2 separate regions of the Homo sapiens genome follow, and region 2 is linked to region 1. Evidence: chromatin loops called from intact Hi-C (ENCODE). Cell type or tissue: sigmoid colon. All regions are shown on one strand. Region 1 overlaps PRDM6 (PR/SET domain 6). Region 2 overlaps CEP120 (centrosomal protein 120).

Evidence for each region. A loop is a pair of places that touch in the nucleus more often than their neighbours do. Peaks named below come from ENCODE experiments on the same cell type or tissue, not always from the same donor. Only the 100,000 strongest peaks of a DNase experiment are listed, where the experiment ranks them.
Region 2: it touches region 1 in a loop (3-fold over the local background); 1 of 110 quality-filtered maps calls a loop at or near these places.

The regions. Positions count from the first base shown.
Region 1 is chr5:123,153,520-123,156,019 of GRCh38, forward strand. PRDM6 (PR/SET domain 6) reads left to right here. Exons shown (of 8, transcript NM_001136239.4): 4 at 2,365-2,492. Among named protein-coding and RNA genes, the nearest start is that of PRDM6-AS1, 64 kb to the left of the region's middle. In sigmoid colon, no CTCF peak of the experiment used is centred here; a DNase peak (open chromatin) is centred at 1,502.
Region 2 is chr5:123,361,296-123,363,795 of GRCh38, forward strand. The region is part of intron 18 of CEP120 (centrosomal protein 120); the gene reads right to left. Among named protein-coding and RNA genes, the nearest start is that of CEP120, 61 kb to the right of the region's middle. In sigmoid colon, no CTCF peak of the experiment used is centred here; no DNase peak of the experiment used is centred here.

The DNA.
Region 1 (2,500 bases):
AAATATTATAATGTTAGTATTAGCTAAAGCCAGGAAAACCAAACCTCATGCCATGTGCTACATTGTGTGATATTTGGGAAAAGCCTGACAAATAGCCTTTTACTTTTCCTCAAGGCAAGTAGCAGTTTATATCAGGCAGGCAAAAATTGTAGATTTCCTTGTAGTCACGATATACTTAGTTAAGATTACTGCTGAAACAAGAGTGTAGGGGGAAACACTTTTCATACTAATTTTCAAGGTGGACTGGTTAGTGGCTGGTGATCAAATGAGCCAACGGTTAAGACAGCCCCCACTAGTTAGACATGTTAGAGGATTTTACTTGCTGTTGAAGATAGTGGCTTCATGCACAAAGGAGGATTGTTGTGTGCACTTCTCAAAATGCTTCATAATAATTTTCACCAGCAGTCCCTGTGGAAGGTTTATTCTTGAGGGAAGGGAGGGTAGGGGGCTGGGTCATCAACATTTCTTACTCCATCAAAGATTAACAGTGGCATTAAGGGAACCAAATGGCTTTGGTCAATGTTGCAATTTTGAAGAAACTGGTTAAGATTAAAAATTTCAACTCTGAGGCTGTCAACAACAGTTTCAGAGTTGAAATTTTGAATCTTAACTAGTTTTTTTAGAAAAACAAAAACAAAAACAAAACCCCACAACAACAAAAACAGAAACAACTACAGTGTAATCAATCCTAAATATGTTGTCTATCATTAGATTGTTCATGTAGCAGATGTAGCCACCCCATGCAATGTTTCCATTTTTTGCCATTATCCAAAACCTAGAAATTTAAAGAAGTCATTAGCCTTAAATAAATATAATCCAAGAATCTCTTCACTCTGCTCAAGCTAAATTGATTATCAGCTGTGATCACCCTGGTGTGTTTACCCAGTCATAACTTCTCAATTGTTTTTAACAGATTAATGTTTGAATTTCATTGTGGGGTTAGTGGAAAGGTTGGGGTTGGAGAGGAATGAGTTCAAGAAAAGCAAAAAATAAAATAAAATAAAATAAATAAAGTAAAAAAAAACTCAGCTGTTTTTAAATGACTAGTAAAAAGAAACTGTCATCACTAAGCCCGTTTGCACCCCCTCCCCCGGAATAGAACTGCTGAGCTAAACTAATATGAATGACCATACTAATTTTGGAGCCTAAATGTAACCAGTGAGGCTCTCTCTAACACTTATTTTCCATGCTTATTTGAAAAGGAAAATTGGAAGGGCGGACTAGCAAGAGTGAGAGACACGATTTGTCAGGATGCTCTGGAGAAGTAGCTACCAGCAGAAGGATCCCACTGCTGATTTTATCTGAAAAGGTGCAGTGTATGATGGTCCTTCTGAGAACCATACCCTTAGGAAATTCTTTAACTGTCCCTGCTTCCTGGATGGCCCCAGGACTGGGAGTGACTTTCTAGAATTGCTGTGGATACATGACCGCCTCATCTCCCACTCCTCTAGATACCATGTCTCCCTAAGTGCCCTGAATCTGAAGTCGTTTCTGGAAAGGCAAGCTGTTGCCTCTGCTGTTGGCACTGACTCTGTGTTTGCTTGGCTCCCTAGTTGCTTTCACAAGACTTTTTGTCTCATGCTTATTGAGTGGTTTGAAGCAGATTTCATTTTCTCAAATGCTATCTTGAAAGGAAATCTGCTTGAATTGATGTGAGGCAGTAACAATTAGACAACTCGGTTAAGAAATGTAGGATTCATAGGAGACAGCCATTTTTTTTCTTTCCTTTTTTGAGGGTCTCTCTTTTTTTTTTTTTTTTTTTTTTAATGACTCCTCTCCTACTAGTTTCAGGTCCTGAAAACTGAAGCCCTACATCTTCTTTGAGGTGAGAGTCCATTTATTTCACCCAAATCAGAGTCTGTTTTGCCAGTTCTTTACGGCTCCATAACTCTCCAACTGCCTTCTGCTGGGTGTCGCCCAGCCTGTTGAACAGACAGTTACTGCCTCCCGAATGCCTCTGGGCAGTTGTGTGTTTGAGACTGGGGGGCCTCGAATGTGGATGTTCCAACAATGTCAGTGCGGCCTCTCCTTTCAGCTTGCTTTGTTTATCCAGCAGCTCATTATTTAAGACTAGCCTGTCAAAATAAGTTAAATATTCTTTGGGAAATATGGTCACATCCGTGAGATACCACAAATATGTTTAATACAGAGAAGATTGGCTTGATAAGAAAAACATGATCGACTTGCATCATCAAAACATATTTTCCTGTTATTCCGGTTGAGTTGTCCACAAGCATCAATAAGCACTAGCAAACCTAAGGGCAATAAATTTCTGCAGCTGACACATAAAGACACCAAGGGAAGTAGGGAAAATGATTGCTGATGATTCGTTCTAACTACTTGACCTTCTGACCTCTTCTCCAGATATATGACCAGGATGGGACACTACAGCACTTTATTGATGGTGGGGAACCTAGTAAGTCGAGCTGGATGAGGTATATCCGATGTGCAAGGCACTGCGGAGAACAGAATCTAACAGTAGTTCAGTACAGGTAAAGTA
Region 2 (2,500 bases), 210 kb after region 1:
GGTCCCTTTGTTTTTCTAATACTTGCTGACTTCATTTACATTTCTTACCACCCTGCTATATTCTAAGTATCAGTCCTCCTAGGTGAACAACTGCTATATCCATAGCAGCCCATTGTGCAAGGTGCATAGCAGGCTCTCAATAAGCACTTGCTGAATGAATGAAAGAATGAAGTAACTACAGATGTTTCTTCATCTCAATGTACTCACATTCCTTTATACTCAAACTTGGGAAGTTTACCTACTGACACTCTTGCACATCTGTACATTTAGCCCTTACATACTTTTTGCTTCTGTACAGTTTTCTACAGAACGTCTATCACTGCATAACAATATCCCCCAATTATGCACACTTAAGAATTCTGTCAGTCACAAAGCCCTCTAGTATTTGTTCTGTTCATCAATATCGAAAGCTACTGTCCAATTAGGTCCCCACTGACTGAACGCACCACCACCACAGAACAGCTTTATGGCTCATCTCTTTTTAGCAAGTTACTTACCATTTACTGAGCACATACTATGTATCAAACACTGTATTAAACACTTTAAAACCACTCATTTAATTCTCAGAATAACCTGTGGAAGAAAATTTCTCATTGTTCAAATGAAGAAACTAATCAGAGAAATTCCCAAAGTCAGAGAGGTAGAACCAAAATTCAACCTAGCTCTCTTGACTCCAGGGCCATGTTCTTAACTACTATTTATGCTGCTTCTGATGGAGTTTATATCTTGTTACCTTTCTACTATTTATGCTGCTTCTGATGGAGTTTATATCTTGTTACCTTTAACAGCCATTCTCTTCATATTTCCTTGGCCCCAATTCCACAGGGACTCCTCTCTATTATACTACATGCACTTAAATATCTTGGCATCATAACCATATATTAGCTGCTTCTCTCTCAAAATCACTTTAATTCTCATTACCAGACCTGGTCTCTCTTGTCAATGATGGCATTTTCCTTCTTAGGATATACCAACTCACGATGACCCCTACCTCAGTACTCTCGTCAGAGTGGCTAATTTTCTTCTCCTAGAAATTATTTCATTCCTTGACTTCAATGGACTAAGACCATATCATAAAAGGGAAAGAGCCTGAGGCTGGATTCATCAAAAGCTTTCAATGCTGGGTCTATCACTTAGTACCTATGTGATCACATGCAACTTAACTTCTTTAAGTCTCAGTTTCTTCATTAGGTTGGTGCAAAAGTAACTGCGGTTTTTGCCGCTTTCACTTTTGCACCTACCTAATAAAATGGGAATATTACCTGCTATGTAGGGATCTTTGTCAGGATTAAATGATAAATTCTGAAGGGCTCAGTGTTACACCTAGCACAAAGTAAGCCTTCCAGACATGCTAATTGCTCTAACAGTATCATCATAGTGATCTTCACATTTTCTCTAGCTGTTATTTCCTTCATTAGCTTTCTTTTCTCTTTCCTAAACATAAGAATTCCAAGTTCTAGCTGGCACAACTTTAAACACTACCTCTGCAAAGGACTCCTTTATGTCTATTTTTAAGCCCAATCATTCTCCCAACAACAGATCCATATTTCTAACTGGTAGCCGAATTTCATTCTGTAAAAATTAAAACATCCAAATTTGCAAATCCTATCTCCTTCCCACCCTCCAAACAGCTTTTTAGTAACTGTATTTCCAAAACTGGACCAGACACTGAAGCTTGAGCCCTTGGCATCATCTTTGACAAGAATCTTCTTGTTGCATTCCTACTGCTACTACTTAAGTTCCAGCCCTTATTACCAGAAATGACTTAGAAAACGGGCCCTCCTCTGTTTTATAAGAACAGCCTATGCTTTCCCACTTCATGCCTCTTTGCTATGATCATTCTGTTCATTATATTTACATTTCCCCCACTACTTTCCTAAATCACAACCAATTCCTCTATTAAAATCTTAAGTATCTATCTCCAGAGGTCTATCACAAATACCTCCTCTCCTATGACACCTTTCCAACTCCTATTAAATAGACGTACTTTCTCCTCCTGAGTACTCTATATGGCCTGTGTCAAGGCTCTTACTATTAGGCAGTAAATTTTATATTTATAGTTGTTTCTTCCTTATTACTAAATTGCAAGCTCTGTGATGGAAAGGCCTATGTCTTGCATATATTTACACCTGGTATAATATTATTTTATACTTATTGTACATGTAAGACACTGCTTTCAATACAGGAGACTCTTAGTACTACCCATGTCTATCCTTAGTCCTGTCAACATTTATATAATATAGTCACATGGTACATTATTTTATATTTACATATATATCTACCTGTCTTCATTTGTAATGCTTACAATCCCAACTCCTCTATCATTTATGTTAGGGTAAACTACCTACCCTAGTTTTTAATTCTCATGTAGACTGGTAGTACTCCATGAAAGTGGTAAGCATTTAGTATAATACCATAACGATGTTTAATAGTATTTGACAGTTATGGAGACATATTAAGAAAAATACAAACCTGAAAGACCCTATGTGTGAAATTTCAT